Linked DNA regions of Homo sapiens: all the other regions are linked to region 1. The links are chromatin contacts, found by Hi-C in ENCODE. All regions are on one chromosome and are shown on one strand. Each heading gives the region's core, a stretch centred on a gene start or an enhancer-like site at or near the end of the contact. The rest is flanking DNA. Distances are from core to core; before and after follow the strand shown. Region 1 holds the start of ANKS6 (ankyrin repeat and sterile alpha motif domain containing 6). Region 2 holds the start of ANP32B (acidic nuclear phosphoprotein 32 family member B). Region 3 overlaps PTCSC2 (papillary thyroid carcinoma susceptibility candidate 2).

Region 1 (4,626 bases), core at 452-2,951:
CATCAGAGAAATGCAAATCAAAACCACAATGAGATATCATCTACACCAGTCAGAATGTCAATTATTAAAAAGTCAAAAAACAATAGGTGCTGCTAAGGCTGTGGAGAAAATACACTGTTGGTGGGAATGCAAACTAGTTCAGCCACCGTGGAAAGCAGTTTGGAGATTTCTCAAAGAACTTAAAATAGAACTATTTGACCCAGCAAACCTACTACCAGGTATATACCCAAAGGAAAATAATTCATTCTATCAAAAAGACACCTGTATATTCATTGCAGTGCCATTTACAATAGCAAGGGTATGGAATCAACCTAAGTGCCCATCAACAGTAGATTGGATAAAGAACATGTGGTACAGAGCCAGATGTGATGGCTCACACCTGTAATCCTGGCACTTTGGGAGGCCACAGCAGGTGAATCACTTGAGCTCAGGACTTTGAGACCAGCCGGACAACATGGTAAAACCCTTTCTCAACCAAAAATACAAAAAATTAGCCGGGTGTGGTGGCACTTGCCTGCAGTCCTAGCTACTCGGTAGGCTGAGGTGGGAGGATTGCTTGAGCCTGGGAGGCAGAGGTTGTGGTGAGTAGAGATTGCACCATTGCACTCCAGCCTGGATGACAGAGCAAGACCCTGTCAAAAGAGAGAGAGAGAGAGAGAGAGAGAGGGAGAAAGGGAGGGAGGGAGGGAGGAAGGAAGGGGGATAGGGAGGGAGGGAGGGAAGAGAGGGAAGGAATGAAAGAAATGTGGTGCATATACACGATAGAATATGATGGAATACTACGGAATACTATGCAGCCATAAGAATGAACGAAATCATGCCCTTTGCAGCAACATGGATAAAGCTGGAGGCCATTATCCTAAGCGACCTAAAAAGAACAGAAAACCAAATACTGCATGTTCTCACTTATAAGTGGGAGCTAAACATTGAGTACACATGGACACAAAGATGGGAACAACAAACGCTGGGGATCGCTAGGCCAGGGAGGGATGGAGGGGACTCTGGGCTGAAGAACCTCTTGGTGGGTATTATGCTTACTGCCTGGGTGACGGGATCGTTGGGACCACAAGCTTCAGCGTCGCGCAATTTACCCATGTAACAATTTACCCATGTAACAAACCTGTACCCTTTAATCTATAATAATAGTTGAAATAAAAGGTGGGGGAGAGAGAGAGAACAGGAGGCGCTTTTAGCCCCAGCAGCCTGGCCCAGATGAAGGAGCGACATTAAGGGCACCGCAGGACACTGTGAGGAAACAATCCGTTCGTTCCTTAATTCAGCCGCTTCCTTATTCTAGAAGGGCAGGTTCAGTGCCAGGGGCTGCGGTGGGGTCAGCGGAGCCCGCTAGTAAAGTCAAGGCCCACGCAGCTGCGGACTCAGACCCGGGCCCAGGGCCCTGACCACAGCGTGAAGAGGGGATGGCGTGGCCGCTCCCACCTCTGCCCTGACAGGAAGTTTCTGGAGCCCCGGGACAGGGCGGCGAGAGGGCGCCGAAGAGGCAAAAGGGAACACGCGGGTCTGCGGCGGGCGCTCCTCTGAGCGTCCCTGGACTCCCGAATACGGGCACTGGAGGTGCGCAGCCCCGGCCCTAGCGCGCTCCCGGCACACAGCAGGCGCGCGGCCCTAGCCCCGGCGCGCTCCCGGCACACAGTAGGCGCGCGGCGCGGGCGGGTGGCCGGAAGGGGGCGCCTGCGGGCGGTATCCGGGGGCGGAGCCGACGCGGCCGGCGGGGCGGACGGGAGCGGGCCGCGCGTGGCGGCGGCGATGGGCGAGGGCGGGCTGCCCCCGGCCTTCCAGCTGCTGCTGCGCGCGTGTGACCAGGGCGACACGGAGACGGCGCGGCGGCTGCTGGAGCCGGGGGCGGCGGAGCCAGCCGAGCGCGGCGCGGAGCCGGAGGCGGGCGCGGAGCCGGCGGGGGCCGAGGTGGCCGGGCCCGGGGCCGCAGCGGCGGGGGCAGTCGGGGCTCCGGTGCCCGTGGATTGCTCGGACGAGGCGGGCAACACCGCACTGCAGTTCGCCGCGGCCGGGGGCCACGAACCGCTGGTGCGCTTCCTGCTGCGCCGCGGTGCCTCGGTCAACAGCCGCAACCACTACGGCTGGAGCGCGCTCATGCAGGCGGCCAGGTGAGGCGGCGGGGCCCGGGGGCCCGGGACCAGAGTGGTGCCCGGCGCTGGCCCGAGACGCGGTCCCCGGCGGCCGGATGCCCCGGGAGGTGAAGAGTTAAGGACTCCTTAGAGTTGGAATGGTAAACTTTGAGTAGTCTTTTGTAAACTTTGAGCATAGACGTGGAAACACTTTTGAATTAACATAAAATCAGATTCTTAGAAATTTTGGCCTTTCAGAATAGAATCTGGAGACAGCGAATAGAATTGTAGAGACTTAGAACCTTAGAGATTTAATTCATTTCTTATTGCAGTAAGAGTTTCCTCAGAACCTGCCTTCCCTTCCTGGCTTGGCGTTGAGGGTGCTGCGAGACCCAGGCAGAGTCCCCACCCAGGGCATTGGTGGGCAGGCCAGGCAAAGGAACGAGCTTGACCGGAAAGGTTTGAGTAGCTGTGGGGCAGGTGACCCATTTTGGAGACGTGGGGGAAGGTTTCTGGTAGAAAAGATGTTTATATCCACGTGGAGACCTGCGGATACCTGAGAATTAGCCAGGACATTACAAGTGGGCTGTGGGAAGGCATGATGGGAGGCCCATGCAAAGGCTTGGGTGCACGAGCTGGTAGGACTGGTAGAATGAGGTATGCGTAGAATGTATGAGTAGAATGATGTACTAGTCCTCCCTGGAGAGAAGGCAGATGCCAGGGAGTTGGGGGAGTGTGGGAGCTGAGAAACGCTAGCTATCCTAGGGTGCTAGGGAGTCATGGAAGGTGCTAGGGAGTCATGGAAGGTTCTAGGCAGAATGAGTGACAGGATGAGAGTTACGTTTTGGAAAAATTACTTTCCTTGAAGTGTGAGAATAGATTAGATACTCTAGGGTAAGCTAGAGTCAAAAAGGCTGGTTAGGTAGAGTTTGCTGCAGTCTGAGTGAGAGGTGATGGTGGCCTAGACCAGAATGGAGACAGCGGAGGGAGGGCACCCAGATGAATTTGTGATATATTCAGGGAGTAGATCAGCAGGAGTTGACGACTGGCCCTTGGGGAGGGGTTAAGAGAGACAGCAAGGATGGCATCTAGAGATCTGGCTTCTGTGAAGCCTGCCATGATATCTCCCTGTTCTCTGGTCCCTCCGCAGCAGAAAGGCCTCTGTGGTAGCATCCATCACACCATGTTAATGCTGACTGGCTTCCTCAGTACCCAAACCTGGCCACACATCAGAATCACCAGGATGCTTGTCTAAGTGCAGATTCCTGAGTTCCTTTTCTGGAGATTGTGATTTAGAAGGCCCAGGGCAGTGAGGGGAGTAAGAGACAGGGACTCTGTGTGAGAAGAGGCTCCCCAGTGATTCTCTTGTATGGTAGGTTTGGGAGCCACTGATGTGTTATGTGTGTCTCATCTCTGCAATCCACCAAGTGCGTGCACAGGGGCCCTGGTGAGCCCCCTGAGGAATTTACTGAGTGAGGTTTGTGACTACAGCACTGACATGCCTCAGAGTGTCTCAGAGACCCCAGATCATCAGTTTTAACCAAGTTCTGCAGGATAGTCTTGAGCCTGGGTATTTTAAAATGTGCTGTTCCTCAGTTGGTGTGACACCGACTCTATATTCAGGTAGCATCTCTGCCTGTGTTGAGTTGTGCTCCAGCTTTCTGCTGCGTAATTCATAAGAAAAGGTCAAGTTGAGGAGTAGTATATATGGAAGACTTCCAGAAGGATGTACAGTGTGTCTGTCCCTCACATCGGGGTAGGCAAATGAATGGCCTGTGTGCTGACACCTTCCAGCCTTGTGCTCTTCTTCCTTGGATCTGGATACGCCCCCAGAATCCTGCTCAAAACCACACCCCTGGCAGCCACCACGCTGGGTCTGAGCAAGCATCTATTTATCGTCCCAGCTCTCTGTGTGGATCAGGCCAGACTATTAGACACCCTGTGCCTTTGGTCTTTTGTGGGTGTTTTAGTATTAGAAATGGTGACCTTAGTGTTTTTTCCTGTTCTTTTTTTTTTTTTTTTTGAGACGGAGTCTCGCTCTGTCACCAGGCTGGAGTGCAGTGGCGTGATCTCGACTCACTGCAACCTCCGCCTCCTGGGTTCAAGCGATTCTCCTGTCTCAGCCTCCGGAGTAGCTGGGATTACAGTCACGTGCCACCACGCCCAGCTACTTTTTGTATTTTTAGTAGAGACCGGGTTTCACTGTGTTGGCCAGGCTGGTCTCAATCTCCTGATTTCGTGAAACGCCCACCTCGGCCTCCCAAAGTGCTGCGATTACAGGCGTGAGCCACCGCGCTGGGGCATGTTTTTTCATGTTCTTAAAATAATAGGTAACCTTTGGCCAGGTGCGGTGGCTCACGCCTGTAATCCCAGCACTTTGGGAGGCCGAGGCGGGCAGATCAGGAGGTCAGGAGATCGAGACCAGCCTGGCCAACATAGTGAAACCCTGTCTCTACTAAAAATACAAAAATTAGCTGGGCGTGGTGGCACGGGCATGGTGGCACGCACCTGTAGTCCCAGCTACTCGGGAGGCTGAGGCAGG
Region 2 (4,403 bases), core at 564-3,063, 810 kb after region 1:
GCCGCCCTCCGCGGGAAAGCCACTGGCCCGCTGGGGCACCCGGCCGCGGCGCTAACTGGCCCGCGCCGGTCCGCGGCGGGGGGGGGGCTCGCGACGGCGGGCAGCCGCGCTAAACCCGGGAGACGAATGGGGCAATTCCCACAGGTCGGACCCACGCCCACGCAGCCGCGCCGCAAGAGGGCCGCCCTCAGGCCCCTACAGCCCGCAAGGCGCGCGGCCGACCGCACCAGGCCGCTCTCAAGCACGTGGGAGGCCAGAGGCCGCCCGGCCCACGAGCCGAGCCGAAGCCCGCCCAAAATCCCGCGCGCCCGGCGCGGGGCGGGGGCGGCCGCCTGCCGTTGCCCTTTTAAGAAGGGGGAGGGGGTCGGCAGCGCGCCCGCGACGGGATGAGTCGGCGGCGGCCGCGGCGCGCGGCTCCCGCCAGTGGGAGCCAAGCCCCGGCGGGGCGGGGGGAAACAGACCGAGGGCTCGGCGCGGGAAGAGGCGGCCGCCAGCCAGCGCCGAGGGCGGGCGGGCAAGGCCAAGCTCGTGGGCCGGCTCACCAGGCGCAGGGAGACGGGCACCCGCCAACATGGCGCTGCGGCGGCCTGTGGCGCGCCCCGGCTGGCGTGAAGAGCCGCCGCCCGCCCACACGGAGGGGCCAGCCTCCCGGGGCAAGGGCAGGGGCCCCGGGCGCCGCCGCCGCGGCACAGGGGGAAGGGCGAGGCCGTCGCCACAACGGTTGGCCTTGGTCGACCCGGGCTGCCCCTGGGAGGCAGGAGTGGGCAAGGCCGAGGGCGAAGAGGGAGCGAGAGAACGGGGGAGAAAGTTTTATTTTTGGGCTTGAAAAATGGCGGGAACCACGTCCTTTTTTCAAACTTGGCCTCGGGAGGGGCGGCGGTTGCGCCACCTCCGCCGCCCTGGCCCGCCCCTCCCCCGCTCCGCGCGCCGGGCCGCGCCCGCCCAGGCCTCCAGGCGCCCGAGGGGGCTTCTCGCTCCCTTCAAAAGAAAAAAGCCCCCTCCTCGCCCCACGACTGCTGACCTCGGCCGGGCCGGCGCCCACGGCGAGCTCCGGCCACAAGAGCCCCCGTCCCGCCCCACCCGCGCCCCTTCCCCGGCCGGCCCGGGGCGCGCGGAGCCCGGCCTGGCCCAGGCGGGGATGGCCGCGCAGCTCCTCGGCAGGCCGGGCCTCCGCCCGGCCGCGCATCCCGGGAGGCTGCAAACATGGCTCCCAGCGTTACACAACCCCCGCCTCCCTCTCTCGCCGCCGGCCACTTGCACACGCGCTCCCTCAGGGGAAAGACCCCGGCGGGCGAAGCGCTCAAAGTTTGCTTTCCCCCACACCGCTGCCTCCCCCCGGCCGCCCCAGGGGCCCGCGGGCGGCAAAGAGTTAATCCTCGCGCGCTCGCTCCCCCCTCCGCGCCCGCCCGCCTTCCCCGTCCGAGCCCACGAGCTGCGCTCTTCCCCGCGCCGGGGCCGGCGAACCCTCAGCCCGGGCCCCGCAGGTGGCCACCATTACATGCAAGTCATCGGGGGAGAGGGCACCCAGAGGGGTCTCTGCTTACAGCTGCCGGGGTCCGGTTCCTCAGCTCCAGGTGGATCCTCCTCTTCATGTCCATGTTCCCCTCTTCCCCCCTCTTCAAACTTAACTTTCCGCGGCGGGGGCGGAGGGGGGAGAGGCGTCCCGGCTTGCGCAGCGAGGGCCGTCGGAAGGGTTTGCTAGCGGCGGAGGCCGGCGGCGCGGTCCTGGGTGGCGGGCGGCGTGCGGGCAGGCGAGCGGAGCCCCCGGAGCCAAGTTACTCACGGGAGCGGAGAGAAACCATGGAGGGAAAAGGGGGCTGGAGCGCAGCGCTGGGCTCACTACCGCCGCCCCCGGCCGCGGCCTGCACTGCGCTTAAACCGGCGACGCGGCGCGGCAGCTGCTCGGCTCCACTCGGCCCCGCGCGGCGCTGCTCGGCTCGGCGGCCGCGGCTGCACCAAGGCGGGGCGGGGAGACTCGCGGCGGGCGGGGCGGAGGCTGGGGAAAGGCGCAGCCCGAATAGAGGAGCGACTTCCTCCCTCTCTCCGATTGCACGTGGGGCGGCTGATGTAAGACCTTTCTCGTGGGTGGGGGGGCTTCCCCGCCCCCCGGCCCCCGCCGCGCTGAGACTCCTTCTACCTCCGGCCCCACGTCGTCGCGCCCGGAGCTGGGCTTGCGGCCCGGGCTGGGAGGTTCGCGGGAAGGGTTGGTGGGAAGCTTTGCAGTCCGGCTGCGGGGGTCCCTAAAACCCAGTCCATCCGGGGAGGCTCACGGGGGCGGCCCGACGCCCGCGGAGGCGCGAGATGTGAAGAAGCCGGGGACAGGCTTTGACGTTCACCTTTTGCCTGCCACACAGTCTGGGGCCAACAGGCCGAACCCCGCTGCCTCCTTGGCAGACTGGCGTCCGTAGTGCCGCCGAGGATCCCCCCCGTCGGGACGGAATCGCGGCCGACCGGCCCTGGCAGGGCAGCTGGGGTCGCTTGCTAAGCCACAGAGCAGCCGAGCATCCCCACCCTGTTCAGGAGAGTCTCCCTCGGTTTTCTAACATTTTAATAGGAGCTAGAGAAGGAAACGATTAGCATTTCTAATAGGGCCTCAGGGTTTCCCCGCAGACTTTTTTTTTTAATCTCATTTATTCCTTAGGGCACCCCTGTGAAGTGTGTAAATTCTTGGTGGTCTAAGTTTCGCTGAAACCTGGCAGGCAGCCTTTGTCATGGTCTGGCCCAAAGGGTCCCAGGGGTTAGAGCACCAGATCGGGATGAGTGTTGTGCTTTGCAGAACACCGGGGAATGACGTTATATTCAGCGTACAATAAGTAAATACATAATGTGTCAAATCAAATACAATCTAAGAAGATCGTACTGACAAGAAGCACCAAAAACTAAGAACAATTTGTTAAAGAAAAACTTGAAATTCTATGTATTAACATGAAGTTTTATGGAAGTTAAGAAAGTGCCCCCTTTCCTATTTTACCTAAGTTTTAGTGGCAAACAACCCAAATTTAGTTGTAAACCAATTATATATCAGCTTTTAAAATACTGAGTGAGTTAACATTTGAAGATGAAAGTTTTAGAAGGAATATGGGAAAAGAAAAACTTTCTGGTAGTAGTTCCCTGACTCCGTTTGTAGTCTCAGCAGACGTCTTTATGACAAGGGAAAATGGAGACAGATGTTCTCAGGGTTACAAAAGGTCTGTAACTAAGGTTATGAGAACCACAGGGCTATGCAATGAGGGCTTTTACCAAACAAAACAAAACAAAACAAAAAATCGGTTTCATGAGCCAACAAGCGATTATTGAGGATCTGCTTTAAGGGGCTTGATATTATTTCTCTAATTCTCAGACAACTTTCTGAAGTAGGTGATAATTTAATCATTTTACAGATGAGGAGCTCAGGAATCTTAAGCTGCACGTCCAGCAAGAAGCAGAGCTAGGATTTACACCCAGATAGGTCTGACTCCACAGCCCACCATCTTGTGCTACATCATCAGTCTGGCTAGAGTGGAGTCATAGCATGGTGGGGGGCTACTTTGGTGCTGTAGGTTGGGAACAGTTGCAGAGGGCTTTTAATACCAAACAGCATGCAAGTGTCCTCGTGCAGGAAAAGGGGGGATGGTGCTGAAGGAGTCTTAAACGTGGTAGCTCTGTGCTAGAGAGTGGTAACCTGATGGCTCCCGGAGGAGGTGGTATTAATCCTTAGCATCAGGGCAAATCTTGAGACTCTGTCCTCTCTTTATGGCCAACTGGAGGGTATGAAGGACTCTTTCCCTAGGGTACATAGCTCACAGGATAGATGTGTGTTTTATAGTATTAAGCCACAAAGTAATTAATAAACATAGCCACAATGTGCTGCAAATAGAAGGCAAAAGAGCCAAAGGAGGAGAGACTACAGACACGGCACTGTCCGTTCTTACGCAGCCGGTGCTGGCATGCACCTCTGTGAACAAAGAGCATGTGTTCCAGTGACATGCTTCTTTGTCAGGGGCTTCACTGCCAGAGGCATAAATAACACAGGCAGAGCAGGGTGTGTCTCATTGCCCTGCCAACATCTTCTACGGGACTGTCAGTCTACAGGCCTGAAGGGGCTGTTGTCACAGCGCCTGGGTTTTGAATATTGCTGCTCTTAACATCATTCTCTGCATCTGTGTGTGAGAAAGATGTAGAATATTCAATTATATCTAATCTGCAAGTATTATCATGTCCATGGATTTATGGATTTCAACAAGGGCTGAAAGGGAATAAGGAAATGTAAAAACAGTTTGTTAGACCAAACTAAGAATGAACTTCTTTTTACTTCCATTGATGTTAACGTTTGACCAGTAAGTAATAAAAATATCAAATAATGCCAGGTTTTGGCACCCCTTGAGCCTTAAAACTGCCTGTTAATCAGAATGGCTATGTATTCC
Region 3 (4,093 bases), core at 1,232-3,731, 990 kb after region 1:
GTGAGGAAACATGTTCAAATTCTGGCTCTGCCATTACCTTCCTGTGCCATCTGGCAGGTGGGGCCAGTAATCAATCATCTTTGGGTTTCCAGTTTCCTGATTCCAAGATGAGGGGGTAGAATCCGAAGATCTCCAAGGCCTTGATGAGTGCTACCAGTCTGCAAATTCCCAAGCCAAGTTCTTCAATGAATCAAATTTCCTCCAGTAGCCATTTCTACCAAAGGAGCAACTGTTTTTCCTTCCCACTGACATGGCTATGTATTCGAACTGGATATAGGTGAGAGGCATTTTTGTCCTAGCTTCTCGGGCCCCTCCAAGGAGCTCCAAGAGGCTTAAGGATCCCAGCCATGTTGGGATAAAAATACCCAATCAATCAATAAACATTTTATTTAAAAATGATTTATTTAAAAAATCACACAATTTGAGAGCAAATACAGAAGATATGAATTAGCAAAACGAACAAAATTAAAATCTCATACAATCGCAGGACACTGGGACCTGAAGTCTTGGAGAGGATGTAATCACTAAGTCATCCCAAGGAAGAGTGGGATGCCTACAAGAGAGGGATGCCTACAAGAGAGGGATGCCTAAATTGGTTACCCCTAAGCCCACCGACTTTTAAGGCATGTGTAAGTGAGTGGGAACCTGCAAAAAGACTGGAAGGAGCAGCCAGAGAGGTAGGAAGAAAACCAGGAGTGCCTGTTGTCACGGAAGCTGAGGGCAAGGAGGACAGTGGTTGGGAGAATCTGATGCAGGTATATCCCTCACACTTTCCAAGGGTCACCTTATTATTTTAATCCTCCCAACAGATTGGTGAAGTGGGAACCATCATACTCTAACTTCTCCTTTTTTTTTTTTTTTTTTTTTTTTTTTTGAGACGGAGTCTCCCTCTATTGCCCAGGTTGGAGTGCAGTGGCGCAATCTGGATTCACTTCAACCTCTGCCTCCTGAGTTCAAGCGATTCTCCTGCCTCAGCCTCCCGAGTAGCTGGGACTACAGGAGCGTGCCACCATGCCCGGCTAGTTTTTTTGTATTTTTAGTAGAGACGGGGTTTCACCATATTGGCCAGGCTGGTCTCAAACTCCTGACCTTGTGATCCGCTCGCCTCGGCCTCCCAAAGTGTTGGGATTACAGGCGTGAGCCACCGCGCCCAGCCACTTCTCCTTTTTTAATTTAACATTTTTTATTTTGGATGACGGGTATTTATTATTTTTATATAATTCTTTGAGTCTTTTTGTCCTGCATACTTTCAAGGTTTAAAAAGGGGAAGGAGGAAAGCAGGGACTCTCAGGCCAGATCCAAAGAGTGGCTCCCCTATGGAACTGTCTTTGGGCACCCCAGACTTGAGCCTGAGCAAGTGACTAGCTCTGCTTCCTTCCCAAGGTTGGACTACAATCTCAAAGTGTTGGTGTAGAATGAGGCCCCACTGCAAGTGGCTGCCCCCAGGACCAAGCTTACCTGCCCTCCTCTTGCCTCAGTTCCTTACTTGTTGGTTGGGACAGCAACACCACCTTAAAGCCCTGGGGAGGACTGGCCTCAAAGGCTCAAAGAAGGTGCTGGGTGACTGCAGCTCCTGTCAGACCTCCCTGGGTTGTGTGTGCACCTGTGTGTATGTAGTGTGATGTATGTGTATATGTGTGTGCCTATGTGTGTATGTGTGATCACACTTCTAGGGATCCTGGTGTAAGGTCAGGATACCCTGTCCCACTCCATCCCTCTCTAACAGCAGCTCCAAGGACCATGGCCCCAGGAACTAGGCACAAGTGACAGGAGACACTTGCTATGTCTAAACCCAGTGCACCCTCAGCCCGGCCTCGCCTTTTCAAGGACGGCTAGCACAGGCCATCATCCTGGCCCACGATGAAGGTGAGCATCAAACTCCAATTTCTGAAGAGGAAACTGAAGACCAGAGAGGGGAGGTAAACATCCCAAAGTCACCAGCAAGTCAGTGGGAGACACAACTTTAACCCTAGTTTTGACTGGCAGTCTGTGGGCATCGAGGCCACCATTCCATGTACCTAATGTGTGTCTGGCAGTGTTCCAGGCCTCACCTGCATCATTTCTAATCCTCTCAACCAGAGGATCAGAGAGGTGGCGTTTTTACCCCTAGTACACAGAGGAGGCGCTTGGGGTTCAGAGGCACGTGTGGAACTAGACCGACGCCACTCACCCCAGCAGGTGGCCAAGCGGGATGGGAGCGCGGGTCTCCCCATCCCCAGCGGTGACGGGCGGCGGCTCTTTCCTGAAGAATGGGGCGGCGTCCGCAACGGGAACCGCTGGAGGCGCTCCCCGGGACCCTGGCCCGCCCTCGCCCCCGCGCATGCCTGGCCGCTGAGGCGTGAGAGCCGCCGCCCGGGGCCTCCCCCCGCGCGCCTTGCACAACCGGCCCAGGTAAGTGCTGCGTCTCTGGGCAATTATCGCCCTCCCGCCGCCGGGGCTGGCCGCGCACAGGGCCCACGGCCAAGGCACTCGCAGCCACCCAAGGAGAGCTGCACGGTCTACGACGGCCGCCAGCGCGCGCGATTTCACAAGGCCCGGGAGCGGGGACGGGGCGGGGCGGCGGGGGCGGTGACGTCACGCGCAGCCACGCCCCGCGGTTGCCCCGCCCCCGCGCTGGGCCGGGCCTGGGGAGGAAGCGATGCGAGGCCACCTGTCCACCTGCGCCGCTTCGTCCTTCCTCCTCCTCCTCCCTGTCAGCTGTTTTTCTTTCTTCCCATCTCCCATCTCTTCCTTTTTATCCCTCTCATTCCTCCCTCTTTCCGTCCGTTTCCTTCTCCCTTCCCCATCTCCTTCCTTTTAATTTTCCTTTTCTCCTCCCTCCCGCCTTCCTTCTCTCTGCTTCCTTTCTCTTCCTCCCTCCCTCCTTCTCTTCCGCCTGCTTCCTTTCTTTCTCCTCTCTCTCCTTTCTTCCTTTCCTCCTCTCCTTTTTCTTTTTCTTTTATTTTCTTTCTTTCTTTTTTTTCTGAGACGGAGTCTCCCTCTGTCGCCCAGGCTGGAGGGCAATGGCGCGATCTCGGCTCACTGCAACCTCCGCCTCCCGGGTTGAAGCGATTCTCCTGCCTCAGCCTCCCGAGTAGCTGGGATTACAGGCTCCCGCCACCACGCCCGGCTAATTTTTTTGTGTTTTTAGTAGAGAAGGGGTTTCACCATGTTGGCCAAGCTGGTCTTGAACTCCTGACCTCGTGATCCACCTGCCTTGGCCTCCCAAAGTGCTGGAATTACAGGCGTGAGCCACCACGCCCGGCCTCATTTCTTTTAAACATGTATTTTAATATTTTTAATTGTTGTGGAGAACATGTCACATGAAATTTACCATCTTAACCATTTTAAGTGTGCAGTTCAGTAGTGTTAGCTGTATTCACATTGTTGTGCAGCAGAGCTCTAGAACTTTTTCATCTTGCAAAACAGACTTTATACCAATTAAACAACTCCCCATCCCACCGCCCCTCCTAACCATTATTCTACTTTGTGTTTCTTCTGTTCTTTTTCCCTTTTGGGGCCTTTGTTTCTTTTCCTTTATCTCTCCCTTTTCTTCCCCTCCCTCTCTCCTTCTCTCACTTCTATAAAACCTAATGGCCCCGCTGCCTGGGCAGCCCTCTCCGGCCTCTGCCTGGACTGGGCCAGTGGGCCTGTCAGCAAGGCTGTTAGAGTTTGGTGAATCATCATTCTTACCTGATGTGTCAGGGCCAGTGGGAGGCCCCTGGAAGCCTCACTTGGCTTTTCACTGGTAGGCAAACACGTCCAGCAAGAAACTTCTGCCAGGAAGAGTTAATTAGGAGAGAGGCCCCGACTCCCCCAGAGTAAGAGGGTCGGCCTGGGAACCCCTCTCTTCCCTGGGCCTTCTCCAGCCCTGGGGCTCCCCTTCTAGACGGTAGAAGACAGCCACGATGATGCTGATGGGGGTGATAACTTGGACTGACACAAAACGCGTTTCTATAGACATTATCTCATTCTTGTTCTCACAATAATCCTAGGAGGTAGGTGTTATCATTCCCATTTTACAGCTGAGGAAACCAAGCCTCAGAATTCTAAGTGAAGGGATTTGCCTATGGCCACAAAGCTGCTCAGCTGCAGAGTTGGGAAGCTGGGGGAC

The links. A loop is a pair of places that touch in the nucleus more often than their neighbours do. Pooled maps may share reads with other maps.
Region 2: a loop to region 1 is called in a map of CD8-positive, alpha-beta T cell, with 10 times the contacts of the local background. The contact joins the promoter of ANP32B here to the promoter of ANKS6 in region 1. A Hi-C loop is called at or near these places in 4 of 168 maps with a recorded cell type or tissue (CD8-positive, alpha-beta T cell, ascending aorta, gastrocnemius medialis and 1 more) and 18 of 50 pooled maps.
Region 3: a loop to region 1 is called in a map of CD8-positive, alpha-beta T cell, with 7 times the contacts of the local background. The contact joins the enhancer-like site here to the promoter of ANKS6 in region 1. A Hi-C loop is called at or near these places in 2 of 168 maps with a recorded cell type or tissue (CD4-positive, alpha-beta T cell and CD8-positive, alpha-beta T cell) and 4 of 50 pooled maps.

The regions. Positions count from the first base shown.
Region 1 is chr9:98,793,630-98,798,255 of GRCh38, reverse strand. ANKS6 (ankyrin repeat and sterile alpha motif domain containing 6) reads left to right here and starts at 1,701. Exons shown (of 15, transcript NM_173551.5): 1 at 1,701-2,123. The coding sequence starts at 1,765. RefSeq lists enhancers at 1,437-1,937, 1,938-2,438 and a silencer at 1,559-2,178.
Region 2 is chr9:97,980,751-97,985,153 of GRCh38, reverse strand. It overlaps ANP32B (acidic nuclear phosphoprotein 32 family member B), which reads right to left and starts at 1,813. Exons shown (of 7, transcript NM_006401.3): 1 at 1,545-1,813. The coding sequence starts at 1,598. The region is part of intron 2 of LOC124902226 (a long non-coding RNA gene); the gene reads left to right. RefSeq lists silencers at 484-713, 744-793, 804-1,003, 1,074-1,153, 1,344-1,433 and 2 more and an enhancer at 1,061-1,943.
Region 3 is chr9:97,802,024-97,806,116 of GRCh38, reverse strand. It overlaps PTCSC2 (papillary thyroid carcinoma susceptibility candidate 2), which reads left to right. Exons shown (of 11, transcript NR_147055.1): 3 at 93-277; 4 at 488-629; 5 at 1,727-1,866. Among named protein-coding and RNA genes, the nearest start is that of PTCSC2, 49 kb to the left of the region's middle. RefSeq lists a silencer at 2,147-2,716. Within about 2 kb of position 2,481, at least 15 of the 41 ENCODE cell types and tissues checked have a DNase peak (open chromatin) inside an H3K27ac peak, as active enhancers do.